Linked DNA regions of Homo sapiens: region 2 is linked to region 1. A link is a contact called in ENCODE Hi-C or POLR2A ChIA-PET data. All regions are on one chromosome and are shown on one strand. Each heading gives the region's core, a stretch centred on a gene start or an enhancer-like site at or near the end of the contact. The rest is flanking DNA. Distances are from core to core; before and after follow the strand shown.

Region 1 (6,488 bases), core at 2,054-4,553:
ACTGCAACCTCTGCCTCCTGGGTTCAAACAATTCTCCTGCACAGCCTCCTGAGTAGCAGGGATTACAGGTGTGCGCCACAATGTCCAGCTAATTTTTGTATTGTTAGTAGAGTTGGGATTTCACCATGTTGGCCAAGCTTGTCTTGAACTCCTGGCCTCAAGTAATTCGCCTGCCTTGGCCTCTCAAAGTGCTGGGATTACAGGCCTGAGTCACAGTGCCCGGCTGTGGTATATGCTTTTAAAATGCTAACAGACACTGCCAAACTGCCCTCCAACCCACTTAATGCTTTTATCATGTTCGTACTTGCCACATGCCACAAAGGGGCTAGCTGGGCATCACAAAGCAAGAAATCGAAATGTCCCTGTTTCTTACAGGAGGTCCTGCCTACATCTGTTAATTTTTTTTTGTTAGATAAAGCTGAAGGTGTTGAGGGGTCATGCAATTTAGGGTCTCTCCTGCCACTCTAATCAAGCATACACAAGACACCCTGTCCCCAAACAGACCCAGCCTCATAGAATAACCAAGCCTTCGTATTGAGATTAGCCATTTTGCTCACTCTCTAACTTGCCCAAAGAAACCAAGATACTACTGCAAGATACTGTTTTCTCTCTCCAAGTTTCTAGCTCTGGTGAGAAACTTTTGGTTTCAGGAAAAGGCTGGTGTTTATAACTCAATTCTTCACACATGTCCCTATCTTGCACTTGGTATCACAGAGAAGAGATTCTTCTTACCTCCTCAAAAGGATTTTTAACTTCTGATAAAGAAGAAAATGGAAAAGGTTTCAGAAAAGAGCTAGAAAGTAAATTTACTGAAGATTTCGAGGGTTCTGGGTGAAAAGGGATCCACCTCCTCTTCCCTCATGATTCATTTCCCATGCTTTCCCAGCTCCTGCATTATCAAGAAAGTGAGACTAGAGGCTCTCTGAAGTCCTTTACAATTCAGGTAACCCTGTATTTTTTTTCTCTCTCCACCTATATGGCATGTTACATATAGTAGTTTTGCCACTTGAAATGTCCCCTCTCTCTACCTCTATATCCCCTTACAAAAATCTCTGTATGTCTAAAGCTTACCTATTTTTCAAAGTCCAACTCAGCTGTCACTTCTTCCACAAAAACTGCCTTGAAGCCCAGACCTAGAAGGAAGTCACCTTTTTCTAACACCCATAGTATGCTACCTGTTCCTCTCTGATGGGGAGAATCCCCATCTACCTTGTTACTCTTCTTCAGTTGCAGCATGCAGCTTATGCATGGCAGTCATTCAAAACATTCTGTCCAGTGGAAAGGTTATATAGCCTCTGGAAAATATTACTGACCTTTTGGGGATTTAAATTTCAAACAAGCACTGAGAGATGCTCCAGTTATACAACATGCTGGCCTTATCTCAAGCACAATTTACACTAAGGGCCTTAAATCTGAGTAGCTTACCGCAAACATGCCGTGCCACAGCCCAGCATCCTTCTTAAAGTCTAAGACATTTACTATTGTTTCCCCTAAAATAGAAAAAATAGGAAGACAAAGAAATCATCTTTAGTATTAAGTAGCAAAATTATGTCACTTGCCTCTTATAAACAACTGATTTGATGTTTGTTTGCTTTTTCTTTTAGATGGAGTCTCACCTCTGTCACCCAGGCTGGAGTGCAGTGATGCAATCTCGGCTCACTGCAACCTCTGTCTCCCAGGTTCGATCAATTCTCCTGCCTCAGCCTCCCAAATAGCTGGGATTACAGGCATACACCACCATGCACGGCTAATTTTGTATTTTTAGTAGAGAGGGAGTTTCACCAGGTTGGCCAGGCTGGTCTTGAACTCCTGACCTCAAGTGATCCTCCTGCCTCGGCCTCCCAATGTGCTGGGATTACAGACATAAGCCACAGCGCCCAGCCTGATTTGATGTTTTTAGAGAAATGACTAAAAGTTCTCACGGGTTTTTGAGGGTCTCCTCAAAACGGGTAGAGGACTGCTCATAGGGTAATGTGGTTACAACAGAGCCAAGGAGTTAGAAACTTCTTGTGACTTAGGCATTTCTTCCAAGAGGTATTTTTTTCCTAAATATGCGGAGAATACATGCTTATTTTAGAAACTTGGGAAGTTTGACAAATATAAATTTCCTAAAAGATACTTCCTAAAAAAAAAAAGTTGGTGTGTATATGTATATATCTCTAAACATTCTATCTATACACACACATATACTTCTAGGCATATTTACATCTAGATAGATATCTAATGTGACAAACTGGTATACAAAGCTTGGTATCTAACTTGTTCCTGCTTAATGATACATTGAAACAATTTCTTCATATCTTTAATATTCAAAAATAAAAATTTTAATGTCCCAGCCATTATATGAATGTATTATATATATATATATTTTTTTGAGACAGAGTCTTGCTCTGTCACCCAGGCTAGAGTGCAGTGGCATGATCTCGGCTCACTGCAACCTCTGCCTCCAGGGTGCAAGTGATTCTCCCGCCTCAGCCTCCCAAGTAGCTGGGAGTACAAGCACAAGCCACCACACCTGGTCATTTTTTGTTATTTTTAGTAGAGATGGGGTTTCACCGTGTTGGCCAGGCTGGTCTCGAACCCTTGACCTCAGGTGATCCATCTGCCTCGGCCTCCCAAAGTGTTGGGATTACAGGCGTGAGCCACAGCGCCTGGTCTGAATGTATTATAACTTAATCAATCCTTATTTAAGGGCATTTTGATTGCTTCCATTATGTGTGCGTATATATATATAATTTCATGATAGAACATTGTTGTCTGGTTAAAAATTTTATCATGACCATTTATTAACTTGTTTCATTTTATAAAGGGAAAACACTAAAAAAATTAATATTGCAAAGAACATTCTGAGGCAAATAGTGGTTTATGCAATTATGTATCAACCTATCTAAAGTTCAAAAATATCGAATACATTTTTGTGTTTTAATTTATGCTTTTTGGTAGCTGAATTTCTTTGACTCCAAATGTATAGCTGGTAGCCCACTATACAGGCAGGGGAAGATGGAGATACCTGCCATTCCACAGCTAACAAAAACAGGATTTTAATTAGGGTTTTCTACTGCTGTACTCTAGAAATTATGCTTTACATTTTGGTTTGCCCAGAATTTTGGTTCCTTTAAACTACAGCATATTTTTGAGAAGAAGAAAACAAAAGCAAGCCAAGAATGTGTCTTGGGACATTTCACTCTGAATTCGGTCATTAAATGAGGTCCAATCACTGAGCATTGTGCTCACAGTCACACATCTCTGAAGGTAACAATGAGGGCAGTCATGGGATGAGGTCTGACCTTCAGAATAATTGCAGGCCTGCGACAGAGCTTGGCAGTGAGACAACATTGCAAGCCGGGATACTGTAACTCCCATTACACTCCCTTCTTTGCTTGTTTTATACTAGAAAACAAAAACAGAAACATAAGAAACACAATAAAATGGGTTATTTCAGATGACAAAACTAGAATCCAAAAACAAAACCCAGAAAAACCATCATAATGGGCTGAATTTAACATGTTTAATATGAATATTTAAGGCAATGTACTAGGGTCTCAAACTCAAATCACACAAAGATAGGATTGGAGGATGACAAAGCTCAACAAAAATATATGTGAAAAAGACTTCAAAGTTTAATAGTCATCAGTGTGAAGTGGCTGCTCAAAAGCTAAAATAAACAAGTGATTGGAGCTATATGAATAGAAACACAATATCAAATAAATACAAGTCAAGCACAGCACTGCAGAGTGAAAGGTATGTAAGACGCGGTCTCTGTGCGTTAGAAGCACCCAATTTTGTAAGGAAGAACTAGAAACGAATGGCCTATTTGCTCCTCCAAATCATTCAACTATAATTTTGCTTTTACCCTTAATGTTCCATTCAAGTTGCTTTTTACCAGGACTATCAACTTTCCTTTCTTTCTTTCTTTTAAGAGATGGAGTCTCACCATGTTGCCCAGGCTGGATTGGAACTCCTGGGCTCAAGCAATCCTCCCAGCTCAGCCTCCTGAGTAGCTGGAACTACAGGCATATGCCACTGTGCCCAGTTCAACTTTAAAAAAATTTTGGCTGGGTGCGGTGGCTCACGCCTGTAATCCCAGAACTTTGGGAGGCCAAGGTGGGCGGATCACAAGGTCAGGAGATCGAGACCACCCTGGCTAATGTGGTGAAACGACGTCTCTACTAAAAATACAAAAAATTAGCCGGGCGTAGTGGCGGGCGCCTGTAGTCCCAGTTACTCAGGAGGCTGAGGCAGGAGAATGGCGTGAACCTGGGAGGCAGAGCTTGCAGTGAGCCGAGATCACACCACTGCACTCCAGCCTGGGCAACAGAGCGAGACTCCGTCTCAAAAAAAAAAAAAAAAATTAAGTGTTCCCAAGGTCAATAATGAGAAGGGGAGAAAGAGTAGAATAGGAGTTTGATCTGTACCTGACTGTGAACAGTCAACTGAGATAATTAACTACCTTAGGACCAGCCCCAATTTTTTGATTGTTATATCAAAAGGACATTTTGCATACCTTATCGAACCTTTCTGCAAAATTTGACTACTCTCTTTCTTGATGTTTTCTCCTTCCTTTGCTTTTTTGATACTCCTCTCTTCTAGTCTCTGTCTCTGTGTGTCTGTCTCTCTCCCACTGCTCCTCCATATTCTCCACCCTTATCTCTTTTCACTTTATTCCATTAGGTTACTGCATTCCTAGTAACTCCTTGTTCTCTATCTTCAACCCAGCCTCTCCTCCAGAGAGATCCAGACTGACAGAGTCAACTAATCCCCTGGAATGTCCAGTAATCCTGTGAAACTCATATATCCATCACTGACTTCTTTACCCCCGTCCCTGCCCCTGGAAACTCTTCCTGTTGTATTTTCTATCTTAGTGAAGGATGCTGCCATCAATCCCAGTTGCTCAAGCAAGAAACCTGAGTCTGTCTTGCCTTCTCCCTCTCCAGCATCAGTAACTAAGCCCTGCCTGCTCTATTTCCTTACTGTCTGAAGCTCCATCTACTTTGCTCTCTGCTCTCTACCATAAGCTTGGGCTCACCTGAATAACTGTAAAGCCGGTCTCCTTTTTTTTTCTTTTTGAGACAGAGTCTCGCTCAGGCTGGAATGCAGTGGCACGATCATGGCTCACTGCAGCTTTGAGCTCCCAGGCTCAGCCTCCCAAGTAGCTGGGACTACAGGCATGTGCCACCACACCCGGTTAATTTTTGTTATTTTTTGTAGAGACAGAATTTCGCCATGTTGCCCAGGCTCGTCTCGAACTCCTGAGCTCAAATGATCCGCCTGCCTAAGCCTCCCAAGGTGTTAGGATAATAGGGGTGAGCCACTGCGCCCAGCCCTTATTTCCTTTCTTAACCCAACCAGTCCAGATATATCTTCTTATAATAAATTCATTCTTGTCACTCTCCTGCTGACAACCCTTTAATAACTCCCTATTACCCAGAGATGCTTTAAACTCACTAGTAGAGTCCTGTGGGTAATAGGAGGATCCCAAGCAAGAACTGCAAGTTAATTCAAAATAACAGGCACCTAGAAAGACAGAGGGTAGAAGTTCTAATAAGGCCAGAGAGCTAAGCAAGAGCCACACAATGGAGGACCCTCCACCTTTCGGAGAGCCAATAAAGACAACTGAAGGAATGGCCAATGAGGCAGAGGAACTGAGAGAGGAGTCCAAGAAGCCAGGACTGGAGTTTTAAGGAGGACCGAGTGATGAACCATGTCATCACTGAGACATGACATAGATTGAGAGCTGATCACTAAATTTGGTATTTTTAATTGCTTATTTGTATTTTTTTCTTTTTTGAGACAGAATTGTGCTCTGTCATCCAGGATAGGGTGCAGTGGCATGAACACAGCTCACTGTTGCCTCAACCTCCTGGGCTCAAGTGATCCTCCCACCTTAGACTCCTTGAGTAGCTGGGACTATAGGTGCATACCACCAGGCCCAGCTAATTTTTTATTTTTTGTAGAGACAGGGTCTCACTATGTTACTCAGGTTAGTCTTGAATTCCTGAGTTCAAGCAATCCAGCTCCCTCAGCCTCCCAAAATACTGGGATTAAAGGCATGAGCCATCTTACCTGGCCTATCTGTCTGTCTTTTAAAGATACTTAGATCTGTTTCACCTTTAAAAACAATCATCCTGGCATCCAATAATACCCCCATCACCTCTCAGAGCTACTGGTCACTCTCTTCCTTTTCTTTGCAGTCCTCCTATTTGGCCTTCCAAAGTGCTGGGATTACAGACAGATGTGAACCATTGCATCCAGCCTCTCTAGTGCAGTGGCGTGATCTCAGCTCACTGCAACCTCTGCATCCTGGGTTCAAGTGATCCTCCCGCCTCAACCTCCCAAGCAGCTGGGACTACAGACGTGCATCATCATGCCCAGCTAATTTTTTTTATTTTTAGTAGAAACGGGGTTTCACTATGTTGGCCAGTCTGGTCTCGAACTCCTGACCTCAGGAGCATCCACCTCAGCCTCCAAAAGTGCCAGGATTACAGGCG
Region 2 (6,488 bases), core at 1,324-3,823, 42 kb before region 1:
AAGAATAACATGTCAGTTGGATTTTTAAAAATCGATGGAAATTAAGAGAGTTCAAATTTACTATTCTTCTTATCTATGTACCCATATGAATTTGAAAGTATTAGCCAAGCTGAAATTATCTCCAGATTTCAATTAAGGCTTGCCCTGGACACTAATATATTATATGGCTTCTGGTTTCTTTAAACTGAACCACTTCTCCACACAGCCCACCTTCCCCATGGTCAACAGAACAAATTACCTTTCCAGACTCTGAGAGAAGCAAACTCTGAGGGGCGCCACGTTCCACGAGACGAACCCTGCAGAAGAACGGTATTTACTATATATAGGGCTTTTAAGAGGAGAAGTCGCCATGTTCCTGCAGCTCGGTGCTGCCTTCCCACAACCTCTAACTTGTCTCTCTTCCTCATACTACAGAGGGGTTTCTCAAACTCAGCACTACTAACATTTTGGCCAGATAATTTTTTGTTGAAAGGGGCTATCCTGTGCATTGCGGTGTTTACCAACACCTCTGGCCTCTGCCCACTAGATGTCAGTAGCAAGCCCCCTTTTATGACAACCCAAAATGTTTCCAGACATTGTCAAATCTCCTCTAGGGTGGCAAAATCTTCCCAGGTTTCAAACTGCTGCATGAGAGAGATGTTCCACCTATGCAGGCTAGGTCAGTGCAGTGGGGCACTCCAGATAACACATCCAGGGTAGTGGGGCTTGGGAAGAGAAGTCTTAGAGCCCTGGGCCAGCGCTCACTGCCGGACACAGCTAAAATTCCCTTCTGGGCTAAGGAGGCAGGCTTTTACCCATGGGGCTCAGATAAAGTGTTGTTTCAAAAACCCTACTCTGACTCATTTATCTTATCTGTCCTATTATTTTTAAACTCTTAGAGGAAAGAGACTATCCATTTTAGTTTAATTTATATCAAATGTCACAAAATACTTTTATATGGGCAATAACTATTATACTTTAATATTAAAGAACAGTGTAGCAACTGAGAGAATTAAAGCTTTCTTATAAATGTAAATCTTATGTATTAATGATAAAAACAAATTCCTTCCCTCTTCCCATTCCCCTCCTGGAATATATGAACAAAAGGAATGAGGGAAAATGCTGGCTTTGAGGTTCCGAATTTGTTATGCTTAGGAACTAGTAGGAAAGGAGCATTAATAAATCTGTTGTACCTGTCATGTCTTAGTGATTTCAGATCCACATACACAGTAGTCGGATCAGGCCCTGAGGTTCCCTAAAGAAAGACAAATCAATGCGTTGTTTAGAATTTCGATAAACTGTATTTCACATTTTCAAACCAAGAAATAATTTAGCCATATACATGAAAAATCCACACTCTTTTCACCTCTCCTCCCCTTGAGAGTAGGCCCCCTGCTCTCACTCTTATCACGGGGACTGTGGCAGCACTGAAACATTTCCATGCTGAGGAGGGCTTTCATCCCTGGATTCAAAGCAGAGGTGACACAGGTCGGCAACCCAGGGACTTGCAAAACCAGTATTGGCCACAGTGACAGCAAGAGGGCTATGATGGGGCTCAAGTTTAAACCATCAAGACCCTTCTGAAAGAAGAAGGTCACAGAAGACCTGAAATAATCCACCCATGTGTGCTATCTTCTTTCACTCACTTTGTCCATGCCTATATTTGCCTTATTATTTTTTTAAGAGACAGGGTCTCAATCTGTTGCCCAGGTTGCTGGAGTGCAGCGGTACAATCACAGCTCACTGCAGCCTCAACCTCCTGGGCTCAAGCAATCCCCTTGCCTCAGACTTCCAGGTAGCTGGGACTAGAGGCATGTACCACTAAGCCCATCTATATTTTTTGCAGGTGAGTGGTGGGGGTAGGGGAGAGATGAGGTCTCAACTATGTTGCCCAGGCTGGTCTCAAACTTCAGGGCTCAAGCAATCCTCCTGCCTTGGCCTCACAAAGTGTTGGGATTATAGCCATGAACCACCACACCTGGCGCTATATTTGCCTTATTACACATTAATACATAAAATTAGTCTCAGTTCTAGTCCCTTTTCTGTTATTTACCCATCAAGAATAACATGACAAAGTTGCCATCTGGGTAGAGAAGAGAATACAAGGTTATTGTTTGGAAAAAAAAAAAAAAAAAGAAAGAAAAAAAATGGTATAGAATATAGAGACAGAAAAACAGAAGGTCAGACCGGGCGCGGTGGCTCATGTCTGTAATCCCAGCACTTTGGGAGGCTGAGGCGGCTGGATCACTTGAGGTCAGGAGTTTGAGACCAGCCTGGTCAACAGGGCGAAACCCTGTCTCTACTAAAAATACAAAAAATAGCCGGGCGTGGTGGTACACGCCTGTAATCCCAGCTACTCTGGAGGCTGACGTGAGAGAACCGCTTGAACCCAGGAGGTGGAGGTTGCAGTAAGCTGAGACTGCACCACTACACTCCAGCTGGGGTGACAGAGCAAGGCTCCGTCTCAAATAAAAAAAAAAAGAAAAAGGAAAAACAGGTCAGATACAAGTAAAATCCAAATAGGACTCAAATCTTTGTGACTCGTCATCATGACCACACGACGATGACTCAAGTAAACACCAACACTGCGCTCACTGTCAGCACTGCTCCAAGAACTCCGAGTTGGCAGCTCAGTGATTGTGCAAGCTGCCTGGGGAAGCACAGTACTGCTACCTTCACCTTACAGATGAGCAAAATGAGACACAAAGAAATCGAGATTTAAAAGCCCGAAGTTCCAAAGCAAGTAAGTGCGGCTGGGGCCCAAGCCCAGGCAGCCTGGCTCCAAAGCCCATGCTCTGGGATACTCCATATTCCTCTCCCATTTGTCAACAGACAAGATTTCATGAGGGTCACCTGTAAACATATTGCTACATTGACTCTTGATCCAAAAGTGGTGCTGACAGCCCGCGGGGACAGCCCGATGTCTTTGAAGAGCTTAGAGAAGGACTGCTGGAGTGCAACGCGGGGCCTCTCCTCCGCCACCACCACACAGGTCCGGACGCAGGAGAGGTTGATCCCTCTGGTCTGCAAGACACCATTATATGGGAGCCAAGTCAGTAGGATCATAAAAGAACTGAACAGGTAAGGCCACTGTTCTAGCTCCTTGGTCAGGAAAAGCCAAGCAATTGTGTATTCTCACCTCAGGCACACAGAGAAAAAAGCAGCTTTCAGAAAAGAAGAAACGGACAAGGCATCCCATTAAAATCACTATCTGCTGGTAAATTTGCTCATTCTCTAGTTCTTTCCTCTTTCTTCTAAAAATCTAAGGCTCTTCAGCAATGTTTTTATCCCTCCTCATTTCTGTACCTTAGATGTCCCCCTATTTGATGAGACTGAGAGAAAAATTAATCTAGAACTCTGGCGATCTAATCTCATCTCTTTTTGCATTCCAAAGATATTTTTCTATCAAAGAAAATTCAGTATCTTCTGACTTTCTCATCTGCAAGTCAGACAGATCATCATTTGACACACACATGAATCAATGAGTTACCCTTATCTTTGGAGATATTCTGAATTCCTAATATTTTGAGGTTTCAAATTCTATTAGGAAAAAAAAGTATTGGAAGCCACAGTTCCCTTTTATGTTTACATAAAGTCTTTCCAGTTAGCCTCCCAACCAGTTTCCGCTTCTTGTCCACAAAGTAAGAATCATATTAAACTGTGGAAGAGTGCACTAAATTAGGAAGGTGGAAGAGATAAACTTGCCAAAGTTTAAAATACACCCTTTTTTAACTGAGTGACTTGAAAAAGGCAAGCAAACATGTCTGTTAGCCCCTGCTCTGGCCCTGTTACGTCCTGGCGCATTTCTTCAGAACCTTTTGGGACTGGCCACCTGCTGGAGCTGCTTCTTACCTTTAGCACTTCCACTTGGTTCCCAAGACCTTTGGTGCAGAGCTCCATCACTGAATAGGAGCAGAAAGTGTCCCTTATTTTGTACTGGTTGACTGTGGAGAGCCAGAGGAAAAGGTTGTTCTCTAACTCCATAGGAGGAATTAAGACAGACTGGTGGCCTGAATAGACACTGCAGTGAAAGAGACAAGAGCTGGAATCATCAATTCATCCTGGATACCTGATGCTTCAGAACCCCACCAATTCCACAGATATTTACTGAGTGTAAAGGACAGTGTAGGGACATATGAGATATAAAGCTCTAAGAATCAGTCTTGTTCCTATGCAACTCGCAAAAGGAGCAACTATGAAATAAAGCAGACTGTGGTAGGTCACTTAAGTCTACATAACATTCTTACAGCTGCCCTCAAGCTAATTAATATGGTCAAGATGATACTAAACATTCTGGAAAGGTAATTCCTAATAACTAATCTTTAAAACCCTGATGGAGTAGCATTTTTTCCTCTTTCTATTCAGAAACCTTATGTGTGGACTGGATTTTATTCCTATGGTTTCTTTTAAAGATGTTTATAGCCATTTTATTGATGCTCTGAATATGAGATGTGAATCAAGAACACTGACATCACAGAATAAAGAGCAGTTCATTCAAGCTCGATAAGCCAGGGTAGGGGAGTGGTAGTGCTTCACTGAGCTGGTGACACTTGAGCTGCAGCTTGAAGAATGAGTATGAATTTGGCAGTGGCCAGAAGAAGTGGGGACGGTAGTGAGGGTGTTCTAAGCAGAGGAACAACATTTACAAAGGCCGATAATTACAGCATGTTTGAAGCGATCAGAAATATTAATAGTATTCAAGTGGCCAGGCACGGTGGCTCACGCCTGTAATCCCAGTACTTTGGGAGGCCATGATGGGAGGATCGCTGGAGCCCAGAAGGTGAAGACCAGCCTGGGTAATAGAGCAAAACTCATGCCTCTACAAAAAAAATTTTTTTAACAATTAGCCAGGCGTGGTGGCACACACCTGTAGTCCCAGCTACTTGGGAGGCTGAGGTGGGAGGATCACTTGAGCCCGAGAGGCTGCAGTGAGCTGTGATTTGTGCCACTGCACTCCAGCCTGGGTGACAGATTGAGACCCTGTCTCCTTTAAAAAAAAAAAAAAAAGAGAGAGAGAGAAAGAAAGAAACAAAAAAAGAAAGAGAGAGAAAGAAAAAGAAGAAAAAGAAAGAGTATTCAACTGAAATCGTAGCATACAGGGTGAATGGAGAAGTAAGGCCAGAAGGGCTAAGGCCAAACTGTGAAAGGGCTTAACCATCCTATGAAGGAGTTTAGACTTCACCCAGCAGGCAGTCATTGCCACTTTAAGTTGGGGCAACACTGACAATATGGACATACGGAGTAGGGATTGGTGATACGAGCCACTGAAACTTGAGAGACAGTTAGGAGAGGCTGCAATAGTTCAGGTGAGAGGTGATAACAGGCTTGAACCCAATAGTGTATCCCAGGATAAAAAGGAAGGAATGGGACTGGGTGTGGTGGCTCACACCTATAATCCTAGCACTTTGGGAGGTCGAGGCAGGCGGACTGCCTGAGTCCAGGAGTTCAAGACCAGCCTGGGCAACATGACGAAACGCTGTCTCTACAAAACAATTAGCCAGGTGTGGTGGTGTGCACCTGTAGTCCCAGCTACTCAGGAGGCTGAGATGGGAGGATCGCTTGAGCTTGGGAGGTGGAGGTTGCAGTGAGCCGAGACTGCACCACTGCACTCCAGCCTGGGCAACAGAGCAAGACACTGATTAAAAAAAAAAAAGAAAAAGAAAAAAAAGAAAAAAGGACAGAAAGGAAATATGGATCCTCATATCCATATTCAGTCCATCACAGGAAGAACTATCAACACAATGTTTTTTTTTGTTTTTAAGCAAGAAAAAACAGGAAGGAACAGAGTTCCTATCATGTCTCATCTATAGCCACAAAGCTTAAACTCTTGGCTCATACAAAATGGCAGTGATTTTATGCCTAAACCTGTTTATAGATCAGAGTCACTAGAAGCTCAGGAATCCTGTATTTAAAAATACTGGTGGTGTGGTCTCCACCTCTGGAGATGAAGGTTAATAAGTCTTGGGGAGTCCCATTAATTTTTGTTAAAAGACCCCCAGGTGATTCTTATGTACATACAGGTGTAGCACAACCGAGCCAAAGGACATACATTTGATTAGACACAAGACATAAAGATACAGAATCTGAAGATAAGACCCATGTTTCTAGTGTGGGCCCCTACATGGATGATCCTATCCTAACAAAGAGAGAACAGGAGGAGAACGTTGAGCTTGAGCTGCAGGCATCTGTGAAGCATTCATGATGTACACCAAGGAGGTGAAAATGCAGGTCTGAGATGAGGTTCCCTGGGGGAATGGTGAGAGGAGCTGGGATCTGTATTCTGCAAGGAGCAACCTGGCCAGGGCAAATGTGCTACTTTCCATCCACATGCTGTCATCCCATCCCATTGTGCTCCTTCCTGCCAAGCCGAGGGGGTACGTGCTGGCTGTCAAAGCATGACATATTTCATCCGAGAATCATCCTTCTACTTGGCTTTGCTTCTAAAGCAAGGATTACATGGTGGAGCAGAGAGCAAGTAACAGGATCACTGCCATTTTGTATGAGGAATA

Evidence for each region. A loop is a pair of places that touch in the nucleus more often than their neighbours do. ChIA-PET counts read pairs that join two places held with the same protein, here RNA polymerase II (POLR2A).
Region 2: a map of psoas muscle shows a loop between it and region 1 (2.0-fold over the local background). The contact joins two enhancer-like sites. A Hi-C loop is called at or near these places in 3 of 168 maps with a recorded cell type or tissue (endothelial cell of hepatic sinusoid, psoas muscle and sciatic nerve) and 2 of 37 single-sample maps with no recorded cell type. POLR2A ChIA-PET finds 5 or more read pairs at or near these places in 5 of 52 experiments (Caco-2, OCI-LY7, activated CD4-positive, alpha-beta T cell and 2 more).

The regions. Positions count from the first base shown.
Region 1 is chr12:50,687,951-50,694,438 of GRCh38, reverse strand. It overlaps DIP2B (disco interacting protein 2 homolog B), which reads right to left. Exons shown (of 38, transcript NM_173602.3): 13 at 3,288-3,390; 14 at 1,426-1,490. Among named protein-coding and RNA genes, the nearest start is that of ATF1, 73 kb to the left of the region's middle. Within about 2 kb of position 3,303, at least 4 of the 41 ENCODE cell types and tissues checked have a DNase peak (open chromatin) inside an H3K27ac peak, as active enhancers do.
Region 2 is chr12:50,728,881-50,735,368 of GRCh38, reverse strand. DIP2B (disco interacting protein 2 homolog B) reads right to left here. Exons shown (of 38, transcript NM_173602.3): 31 at 3,832-4,000; 32 at 2,833-3,003; 33 at 1,173-1,234; 34 at 239-296. Among named protein-coding and RNA genes, the nearest start is that of ATF1, 32 kb to the left of the region's middle. Within about 2 kb of position 2,573, at least 2 of the 41 ENCODE cell types and tissues checked have a DNase peak (open chromatin) inside an H3K27ac peak, as active enhancers do.